Regions from separate parts of the Homo sapiens genome. Here region 1 is linked to region 2. Evidence: chromatin contacts called from ENCODE Hi-C or POLR2A ChIA-PET data. All regions are on one chromosome and are shown on one strand. The core of a region is the stretch at or near the end of the contact, and the rest is flanking DNA. Distances in the headings are between cores, read along the strand shown.

Evidence for each region. A loop is a pair of places that touch in the nucleus more often than their neighbours do. ChIA-PET counts read pairs that join two places held with the same protein, here RNA polymerase II (POLR2A). Pooled maps may share reads with other maps.
Region 1: a loop to region 2 is called in a pooled map, with 2.8 times the contacts of the local background. The contact joins two enhancer-like sites. A Hi-C loop is called at or near these places in 1 of 168 maps with a recorded cell type or tissue (endothelial cell of hepatic sinusoid) and 2 of 50 pooled maps. POLR2A ChIA-PET finds 5 or more read pairs at or near these places in 8 of 52 experiments (A673, GM10248, Panc1 and 5 more).

Annotation. Positions count from the first base shown.
Region 1 is chr20:49,246,544-49,252,037 of GRCh38, forward strand. It overlaps ZNFX1 (zinc finger NFX1-type containing 1), which reads right to left. Exons shown (of 14, transcript NM_021035.3): 13 at 4,984-5,079; 14 at 1-3,168. The coding sequence ends at 724. Among named protein-coding and RNA genes, the nearest start is that of ZNFX1, 29 kb to the right of the region's middle. Within about 2 kb of position 1,433, at least 3 of the 41 ENCODE cell types and tissues checked have a DNase peak (open chromatin) inside an H3K27ac peak, as active enhancers do.
Region 2 is chr20:49,131,971-49,137,876 of GRCh38, forward strand. It overlaps STAU1 (staufen double-stranded RNA binding protein 1), which reads right to left. Exons shown (of 14, transcript NM_017453.4): 6 at 3,863-3,961. It also overlaps the pseudogene ARPC3P1. Among named protein-coding and RNA genes, the nearest start is that of STAU1, 53 kb to the right of the region's middle. Within about 2 kb of position 1,386, at least 2 of the 41 ENCODE cell types and tissues checked have a DNase peak (open chromatin) inside an H3K27ac peak, as active enhancers do.

The DNA of each region.
Region 1 (5,494 bases), core at 183-2,682, 110 kb after region 2:
TTATGAGAGTTAGTCTGCAAATTAGGGCCTGGCAATTAGAATCGGTCTGCATCAATGAGCTCATACTCTGTTCCTGGGGAACAATGTAGAATAAACATCTGACCAAGTAAAGACCCAGAGATACCACTAGGTGGCCCTAGGTGGAAGCCCCAAACATGTTCCAGGGAGTCTGTCCACTAATTTGCAGGAGAGAAGGGGTGAGATTTGTTAACTTTGCTCTCAGTTCTGGAGATAAAGTGCTTACTCTAGCGCAGGGGTAAATCTAGAAACAAATGTGGGTGAGCCCTAAAAGTGGATCCTTAAGTAGGTGCTAAGACTAAAAAGAATGATTTTTTTTTTTTTGAGACAGAGTCTTGCTCCTGTCGCCCAGACTGGAGTGCAATGGCATGATCTCAGCTCACTGCAACCTCCGCCTCCTGGGTTTAAGCGATTCTTCTGCCTCAGCCTCCCAAGTAGCTGGGATTACAGGCGCCCGCCATAACGCCCAGCTAATTTTTGTATTTTTAGTAGAGACGGGGTTTCGCCATGTTGGTCAGGCTGGTCTCGAACTCCTGACCTCGTGATCCGCCTGCCTCGGCCTCCCAAAGTGCTGGGATTACAGGCGTAAGCCACTGCGCCCAGCCTAAAAAGGATGATAATAAAAAACAAACTTCAGTTCCTTCATTAGGGAGCTGGCCCCAGTCATTCAGTGGCGAGGGCAAAAGGCAGTGGTGTACCATCTTCCTACATCATCCCCTGGATCTCCTCAAAGTTCATCAGGTTGTTGGCCGTGTCAGACCAGGCAGCATGCTGGGCTCCATCCATTTCAGAAGCAAGCTGGTTGCTTCTTTCCAGAGTATGATTTGTGCCACCAATCACTTCCTTACAGTCAGGACACGTGCCCCTCTCCATGGCTCCCCCACAATCGCCAATCACATAGATATGGCCATTGCGGCACTTGAACCAGTGACCACGAGGATAACCTATGGCACTGACAATCTGCACTCGCTCTTCCTCTGAGATGCCCAGGCCAGAGCAGGGAAGGGTGGCTTTCAGAGCTTCCATCTTTTCCTGCACAAGTTGTTCATCCTCTTGGGTGAACTTACATGTTTTCTCAAGGATATTCTGGACACTATAGACCTCTACTGCTATGCTATCTTTCACCTTCTTCTCTGCTATCTTGTAGCGGGTCAGAAGGTTCACCAGGTATGTGAGCCTCTGGATTTCACTTCGGAGGTCACTTAGTTCCTGGCTAGTGAAGCTCAAGCGCTTCTTGGCCAGCCACTCATGGACCTGTTCTAGTCGAGTCCTCACTCTTTTCTCTTCTAAGACATGCATCTTTTTCAGGGAATCCCACAGGCTGGCCAGGTGGTCATAGAAGCTGATGTAATTCTCAACCAGACCCAGGTCCTTCACTGACAGATTTTTCTGGGCCAGCTTCTCCTTTAACATCAGGAAGTCTTCAGGAAGCAGCTGGTGGAGGAGGCTCTTCCTCTCCAGCAGGGCCTTAAGCCGTTCCTGGCTGGTTGCTATTTCCCCTGCTGAGCCCTGGATCTTTTCCTTGATGATTTCAATCTCTTCTAGCCGCTGTTTTATGCTAGTTCCATACCTCAGGTTTTTGCGGATGGGCACCTGGCAGATAGGGCAGACTTTCAATCTGATGGCGACTTCATCATCCTTCTGTTCATTCATGTAGCGGTCTAGGGCTTGCACCTCAAAGATGTGGCTGCAGTCTTCCAGCTGCACAAAGCGGGCATCAGGCTCATCCTCAAAGCCAAAGAATATTTGGGTGACCTCATCCATGTGGCAGATCCGGCATTTCTTGGGGCATGGCTCCCCACAGAGACCAATGCAGGGGTGGCCACAAACTAGCAGCTTAGTACAAGGCACATAGCATGGGGGTCGGTTGCAGGGCTCAGAGCAGAGTTTGGTGCACTGGTAGTGCTGGCAGCGCCAGACACAGGGTTCCACGCAGGGACTACACAGCTCCCCACATTTCTTCTTGCACTGGCTGTGGACACAGCGGTTCTGACAGGTCCGCTGGCAGGGTGGGCACTCACCAATGCATGGTTCCTGGCACTTGTGTGAGCAGATAAGCAGGCGCTTGCAGGGCTGCTGACAGCGTTCATGGAAACGCCCTTCGAAGCAGCTGTGGCAGGAGCCTGGGCAAGGATGCCCGCAGTCCAAGATAGTGCCACACTTTGTGGTACACTTGACTAGCAGACCACCATACAGGAGGCCTTCCACATGACCACATTTTACCGGTTGACTGTGCCCACACTTGAGTTTTATGGTGACCATTTCTGAACACAGCTGCACACAGTCCTCACCACATGGGTGGCTGCATCTGTGCCCACATCTCAGAGACTTGGAGCAAGGCTCCTGGCAGCAGAAATCTGACTCAGGCACGGAACAAGGGACCATTTGTTCATGGCCGCACCGAGGAATGGTTTTGGGCACCTTCACCTGACAAGGCTGACACTCCTGGAAGCAAACAAGGGGACACCGGTGCCCTTCCTGACAGATGACCTTCTGGCATGGCTTCATGCATTGGAACTCCTTGTGTGAAGAGTCATAAGGGTGGCAGGCACGGGTGCAGACATGCCCACAGCCCAGGCGGAACTCGCAGGGCAGGCTGCAGCCTCCTTCGGGTACTTTTTGGAAGTCAGAAGCTTTGGATACTAAGGTGTGGGTTTCAGGGTGGTTCTGGCAGCAGAGCCGGAGCATGGGGCCTATTTGATTGTTCTCTCGAAGTGTATGAATGATCTTGCTCCACAGGGGCACCTTGGCCAGCATCTGCATGTTTCCGATGCAGTACATTCCCTTCTTGGCTCGGGACAAGGCCACACAGATGCGGTTGGATATCTGCAGAAAACCCACCTTGCCTTCTTGGTTGCTCCGCACTAGCGAGAGGAGGATGATGTCATTCTCTTCCCCTTGGTATTTGTCCACAACATGGACCCTGACGCCAGCAAATGTCTTGGCAGGCATCAGTTTGCGCAGGCAGAAGAGCTGCCCGGTATAGGTAGTGAGGATGGTGATCTGGGAAGGCAGGTATTCCTGGCACAGGAAGTACTTGCACAGCTCTACCACAAAGTGAGCCTCATGCTGGTTCTGATGGCTTTTGCCCTCTTGGATTTCCTGTTCAGGAAAGTTGTGTTCTACAAAGAAAAGGTTGGAAGACACCCCCTGACAGGGAAAAGAAGTGACATGTTAAAAGGTTCACTCATGGCACTTGTTTTTTTCTTCCTCTCTTGACATGCACTGGCCACTTACTCTGCTCCAGAGAGAGACCTTGGAAAGCTTTTTGTCCACTCAACATCACTATCTTTAGTTCTTTAGTTAGTCATTGTGTGCTTCATTTTGGGGCCACAGCAAGTTATGAAAATAAAAGATTATGTCTCTTTCAGTTTTCAAGATACTTGTTTGATGTTAATATTTAAAAAAGCTGGCTGGGTACAGTGGCTCACGTCTGTAATCCCAGCACTTTGAGAGGCCGAGGTGGGTGGATCACCTGAGGTCAGGAGTTTGAGACCAGCCTGGCCCACATGGTGAAACCCCGTCTCTACTAAAAATACAAAAATTAGCTGGGCGTGGTAGTGGGCGCCTATAATCCCAGCTATTCAGGAGGCTGAGATGGGAGAATAGTTTGAACCCAGGATGCAGAGATTGCAGTGAGCCGAGATCATGCCACTGCACTCCAGCCTGGGTGACAGACAGAGTGAGACTCCATCTCAAAAAAAATAGAAAATAAAACAGCCATCCACAATCCAACCATTATAGCTGAAAGAACAAGCAGTGCTGTGAGGAGGATGATGATAATGACAGAGCAGCTAACTTACTGAGCACTCCACTGTGCTGACTGCTTTATATACATTACCTCCTTCCATACAGTAATGGGATATGGCAGGAGCCATTATTCTTATTGTCCAGAAGAACCTGATACTCAGAATTTATTTATTTATTTTAAAAAAAGAGACAGTCTTGCTATGTGCCCCAGCCTGGTTTTGAACTCTTGGCCTCAGCTGACAATTTTTTTTTTTTGAGACAGAGTTCACTCTTGTTGCGTAGGCTGAAGTACAGTGGCACGGTCTTGTTGGCTCACCACAACCTCCACTTCCCAGGTTCAAGCGATCCTCTCGCCTCAGCCTCCCAAGTAGCTGGGATTACAGGCGCCCACCACCATGCCCAGTTAATTTTTGTATTTTTAGTAGAGACGGGGTTTCACCATGTTGGCCAGGCTAGTCTCCAACTCCTGACCTCAGGTGATCCACCCATCTTGGCCTCCGAAAGTGCTGAGATTATAGGCATGAGCCACCACACCCAGCCAGGCACATGCCACCGCACCCAGCTAATTTTTGTATTTTTAGTAGAGATGGGATTTCACCATGTTGGCCAGGATGGTCTTGATCCCTTGACCTTGTGATTCGCCCGCCTCGGCCTCACAAAGCTCTGGGATTACAGGCGTAAGCCACCGCGCCTGGCCAGAATTCTTATATAACTTGCTTAAGGTTACATGGCTAACAGGCAGAATTGGGATTAAAAAACCCTGGTCTGTATTTCAATTTTCTCCCAGTAACCAGCTTTTAAAAAGCTGGCTCTACTCCCTTCTGAAGGCTTTCTTTTTTTTTTTGACAGGGAGTCTCTCTCCGCTGCCCAGCCTGGAGTGCAGTAGCATGGCACGATCTCAGCTCACTGCAACCTCCACCTCCTGGGTTCAAGCAATTCTCCCACCTCAGCCTTCTGAGTAGCTGGGATTACAGGTGCTTGCCACCATGCTCAGCTAGTTTTTGTATTTTAGTAGAGACAGGGTTTCACCATGTTAGTTAGGCTGGTCTCGAACTCTGACCTCAAGTGATCTGCCCACCTCAGCTTCCCAAAGTGCTGGGATTACAGGTGTGAGCCACCGCGCCTGGCCGCTGAAAAGCTTTTTTATCTTGAGGAAATTATAGCCTTTTTAGGTTGCTGACACCATCCAAGAAAGATCGGGTAAGACAGACTCACCTTAATCTTCTCATACTTAAGAACAGATGGATGATTCTCCAGATCCTGGTAAATGTGGGGGGTCAAAAGGCGGGCAATTTCAGGGCACATACGGTGCTGAAAAAACACATGCATGTCATTAGAAACATGGGCAGAGCACACACGGACAATTTCTTTAAAGATAAGGTTGCTGTTAGAAAATTTAGGGAGGGCCAGTTGTGATGGCTTGTATCTGTAATCCCATCACTTTGGGAAGCCAAGGCAGGAGGATCACTTCAGGTCAGGATTTCAAGACCAGCCTGGCAACATAGTGAGCCCTCATCTCTATTTTTCTTTCTTTTTTTTTTTTTTTTGAGACGTGTCACCAAGGCTGGGGTGCAGTGGCGCAATCTCAGCTCATTGCAACCTCTGCCTCCCAGGTTCTAGTGATTCTCCTGCCTCAGCCTTCCAAAAGTAGCTGGGACTACAGGCATGAGGCACCACGCCTGGCTAATTTTTTGTATTTTTAGCAGAGACAGTGTTTCGCCATGTT
Region 2 (5,906 bases), core at 136-2,635:
GAAGTAAAAAATTGAAAAAATGTCTAGGTAAGAAAAGTGAGCCTCCAAAATGGATGCACTCTTTTTTTTTTTGGTGTAGGGGAAGGAGGTAGCGGAGAATGGGGGGTAGGAATTCAGCACAGTGGCCAGGAGCAGAGGTGTGGGAAGGACCTGGCCTGCTTAGGCACCCGTGGACTGATTTTAAAGAACTCCCATAGGTGCCGCCCACACCCAAGGGCAGAGATTCTGAAACACTTCTTCCCACAACAGTGCTTTCCCTGTCCTCAGGTTAGACTTTGGAGGGACAGGTCAGCCACCCTGATGGCTCACTTCAAATGCACAGCCCACCCTGGCCCTCTCCAACGGCTTGCATTGTCTGCCCACATCAAGATCCCCCCAATCTAAATCTGGAGGATCACCTGGATTGCATGTGGTGTGAGCATGTCACAATTGTCTCCCGATGACCGTATCCATCAGCACCATCACATTTTCTAACTAAAACTGTATGTTTTATCAGAAGTCAAACTGGCTGGGCACGGTGGCTCATGCCTATAATCCCATCACTTTAGGAGATCAAGGTGAGTGGATCACCTGAGGTCAGGAGTTCAAGACCAGACTGGCTAACGTGGTGAAACCCTGTCTCTACTAAAAATACAAAAATTAGTGAGGCATGGTGGTGTGCACCTGTAATCCCAGCTACTCAGGGGGCTGAGGCAGGAGAATTGCTTGAAGCCAGGAGGTGGAGGTTGCCATAAGCTGAGATCGTGCCATTGTACTCCAGCCTGCGCAACAAGAGCAAAACTCCATCTCCAAAACAAAACAAAACAAAACAAAAGTCAAGCTGTATATATTTTTCCAAAAAACTGTTCCTGTCTTCCCCTATTAAAACACCTAACGAAGCTTCCTATGTGACAGATTTAATTACCAAAAACTTAATCAAAAATTATTCTGTTCATTTATTCAGTAACTATTTCCTAAACATCTAATACATGCCAGGCAACCTTCCAGCGGCAAAAGAAAGGAAAGACCTTGCTCAACATAATAATGCAAGCTAGTAAAAAATTCCTGATATTTGAGTTAATGAATATAAGCACTCACGCCACCAACTACATGCAAGCTGTGATAAATTACTTTAAAAGATCACCACGAGAGGGCACTCCTACAATTCTTTTATGTGACTACTGTCAAGATTCCTGAACACAGAGTTGAGAGCCAGATCTGAAACCTTAACAAAAGTGAAGGAGGAAAGGAAGCAATCTGACCCCAAATCCCACAGAACAAAAACATAAAATAGCAATCTCTAAGTTTCCAGAAATCTCAGTGACTCTGGGTAGCAGCAAGAGTGAGCAGGTGGTAAGCTTCTCAGGAATCCAAGGCTCTGGCCCAAGCCGTCAACTCTGCACATGAGGTGACCCGGGAAGCCAGCCAGGCATCTCCCACTCCCCACGGTCTTGGTACCCCTCCCCCACAACCTGCAAAAATCCACTCTCATGACAGACTAATCTGTCAGCAGGGGAGAAAAGCAACACTTCTCCCCTTTCCTGAAACAGGTGCCGGGGGAGACCTCATGACTCCTTGGGATGCAGCTCCCATCTTTTTCCCACTCAACTGTGAGCCCAAACAGCCATTCTGAATGTCCCCTGTCTCATTCCCTCCCCAAGTGCATCCCAGCCTCCACTGATGGAGGGAGAAAGGCCAGGGAGGGAATGTAGGGCCAGGTGAGAAGATTCCAGCCCTAGATCCATGTCGGTGCTCTGGACTCCAAGAGAACAGTGTAAACCTGCTCTTACCCACTGAGGGTGGAGGGGCAGGAATGAGTGTCAGAGGAATGGAGAGGAACAAACAAGCCCTCGTACCCAGGTGGGCCACAGTAGGGAGCCCTGGCAACTACAATCCCACCTCTGGCCCATGGCAGGCAGAGAGGCATCAGCAGGGTGAGGTGAGAAATCATCATCACTCGGCCAAAGGATGGAGCACTGAAGCTGGGTTAAGTTTAGGGTGCTAGCACATAGGAGGAGAAGGTATACATCACCTGTAACTGTAAAGAATACTTCAAAGATATTTTACAGGAATATAAGCTTCAGATAGGCTTTTTAAGAAATAAGCCATAATCAAGCACGTAAATCAAAAGAATCTGCAAAGAATCTGCTGTGGGTCAGACCTTATTTCTAAGGTAAACATTAAAAATTCTCCCTTACTGGGCCGGGCAAGGTGGCTCACGCCTGTAATCCCAGCACTTTGGGAGGCCGAGATGGGTGGATCACCTGAGGTTAGGAGTTCGAGACCAGCCTGACCAATATGGAGAAACCCCGTTTCTACTAAAAATACAAAATTAGCTCGGCATGGTGGCGTATGCCTGTAATCCCAGCTACTCAGGAGGCTGAGGCAGGAGAATCGCTTGAATCTGGGAGGTGGAGGTTGCAGTGAGCCGAGAACACACCATTGCACTACAGCCTGGGCGACAAGAGTGAAACTCATCTCAGGGAAAAAAAAAAAAAAAGCTCTGGGTTGAAACCCGGGCGCCGCCAAGATGCCGGCTCATTACTCTTCTCTCATGGATCCTGACACCAAACTCATCGGAAACATAGCACTGTTACCTATCAGAAGTCAATTCAAAGGACCTGCCCCCAGAGAGACAAAAGATACAGATATTGTGGATGAAGCCAACTATTACTTCAAGGCCAATGTCTTCTTCAAAAACTATGAAATTAAGAATGAAGCTGATAGGACCTTGATATATTTAACTCTCTACATTTCTGAATGTCTGAAAAAACTCCAAAAGTGCAATTCCAAAAGTCAAGGTGAGAAAGAAATGTATACACTGGGAATCATTAGTTTTCCCATTCCTGGAGAGCCTGGTTTTCCACTTCACGCAATTTATACCAAACCTGCAAACAAACAGGAAGATGAAGTGATGAGAGCCTATTTACAACAGCTAAGGCAAGAGACTGGACTGAGACTTTGTGAGGAAGTTTTCGACCCTAAGAATGATAAACCCAGCACGTGGTGGACTTGCTTTGTGAAGAGACAGTTCATGAACAAGAGTCTTTCAGGACCTGGACAGCGAAGGGAGCCCGGGCAGCCGCCATCTCCAGAGCCCTGGGCAGCATTTTCCAGCAAGATGTACACAATCTTTTGCCTTTATTCGTAACGTTTTATATAGAAGAGAGAAGAGCATGTCTTTACTTGAAAAACTCTTGATCAAGAATTTGGGTGGGAGAAAAGAAAGTGGGTTATCAAGGGTGATGTGAAATTTTCTGCAGCATTAAGCTGGCGCTTAATAAAAATAAGTAACAAAAAAAATTCTCCCTTACCTCCCTCGTCCATTTGGATGAACTATATGTCTTTTAAGGCAACATATATTAAAATGTACCTTATTTCCCACTTTGATCAGACAATTCATTGATTATTGTTTTTAGAACACAAGGTCTCAACAACAAATGAAGTTATTAAACAGGAATTGAGGGCAGACGCTAGACAATGACAAAAACTGAGTCCTTTTCAAAATTACTCTGAAGAGACCTTTAGGGACCACAAATGCTTTTGAGACTGATCTAAGTGATGAACTAGCCCCTCCACCCTTCCCTATCCAGAAGAATACACATATGAACACTAACACAACCATCTTCAGACTGCTTCAGGAGGTCCACACACCAACTGAAGCCATCATGAACTCTCTACACATCCATGAATGCCCCTTAGTTACGGACTCCCAGAAGAAGAGAATAAACACTGCTTCACTAAATATAAAGTATGAATCTTAAATTTGGAGGTTCACATTATGTGAAGATTATTCCAATGATATTTAGGGGAAAAAATAACTCTTATGATGAATGCTAACAGGATTTTAGAATACAAAGTCCTACATGTAAAATTAGCTTACCTCGAAATTCACAGGCAAGTTCCGTTTAAGTGCAATCTCAAACACTTGACTTATTTCAGATTTATTGAGATTTTCTTCTTCGGATTCTCTTCCATTCACCTGTAAGAATAATTGTTTAGTAGTTAGCTCTTATTAAAATAGTCAATGGCCAGGTGAGTTGGTTCATGCTTGTAATCCCAGCACTTTGAAGGCTAAGGCAGGAGGATAGCTTGAGCCCAGGAGTCTGAGACCAGCCTGAGCAACATGGCAGTTTGAGACCAGCCTGAGCAACCTTGTCTCTAAAACAAAAACAAAAACAAAAACAAAAAAACAAAACTTAGGTGGATGTGGTGGTGGTACATGCCTGTAGTTCCAACTACTTGGAGGGCTGAGGCAGGAGCATTGCTTGAGCCCAGGAGATCGAGGCTGCAGTAAGCCATGATCATGCGCCACTGCACTCCAGCCTGGGTGACACAGCGAGACGCTGTCCCCCACAAAAAAACACCCATCAACATCCTAGCTGCAATGGTAAACCTTAAAAGCACTGAGCTTTGGCTTTATGAATTTAACCACACACATACCAAGTGTCACTGAATTTAAGAGGTTAAAAAGATACATGTCCTGTCAAGTTTGAGTCAAATTGTACCTCATAAGTTCACCAAAAACAATCCGCACATAATAGACCTTTGGATATGTGTCAGCCTGACTGTGGTTCAGCAAGATGTCACTGCTGCTCGGAACAGTGACTTCCAAAAGTCCTTCTCAAGTAGTGGGAAGCCACATTTTGGAAAAGTCAAAATACAGACAGATATATGTGGGACGTGGCAAATTCAGATTAAGTCTGTCCACATGAGTATGCAGGCTTATTTGAACATAAATTCCCTGGAAACCACTTTTTTTTTTTGAGATGGAGTCTCGCTCTGTTGCCCAGGATGGAGTGCAGTGGCGCGATTTTGGCTCACTGCTACCTCCACCTCCCAGGTTCAAGCGATTCTCCTGCCTCAGCCTCCTGAGTAGCTGGGATTGCAGGCATGCGCCACCACACCCAGCTAATTTTTGTATTTTTAGTAGATACGGGGTTTCACCATGTTGGTCAGGCTGGTCTCGAACTCCTGACCTCATGATCCACCCACCTCGGCTCCCAAAGTGCTGGGATTAAGGCGTGAGCCACCACGCCCGGCGGGAAACCACTTTAAGAGAATGCAGCCATGCGCATGGCAGTACACGACTATTGCCCCAGTACTCAGCAAGGTGACAGTTGAGGATCAGTTGAGCCCAATAGTTCAAGGCTACAGTGAGCTGTGATCATGCCTGTAAACAGCCACTGAACTCCAGCATGGGCAACAAAGACTCTCTATCTCTATAATTAAAAATAAAGAAATAAATAAGGATGCGATGAAACACATTACAAAACTGCCATGTATCTCATACTCAACGGCTGTTGGCAAAAAAATACAAGGCGCAAACTAATAAAGTCTCCTCAACAAAGGCAGAGATTCCATCTTTGGAACAAGGTTCACTTAAGAGTCGTCCAATCAGGGATGAGATTAAAGAGGAGCAAGGATCTTACTTCTGCGTGCTGATAACATGGATTTTATACTGTGCTGTAGTGATAATAAGAGGAACTAGATAAGCTCAAAGCTTATCTAGCAAAGTCCCCCAAAACAAAAAGAGCTGTTTTTCTTCACATTATTGCTTATTTTGTCAAAGAATTTATAAAGTCCTGCTTCTGAGATTAGAACTATCTGAAAAGGAACCCATGGCTGAAACTGCTAAATAGGCAAGGTATAGGACTATCCAAGATTTTATCTGTTGTGCATTTCCTTATGTTTATCAGGTATATTCCACCTACACTCAACTTTTTTTTTTTTGAGATGGAGTTTTGCTCGTGTCGCCCAGGCTGGAGTCCAATGGCATGACCTTGGATCACTGCAACGTCTGCCTCCTGGGTTCAAGCGATTCTCCTGCCTCAGCCTCCCAAGTAGGTGGGATTACAGGCACCCACCACCACACCCGGCTAATTTTTTTTTTTTTTTTTTTGTATCTTTAGCACAGATGGGGTTTC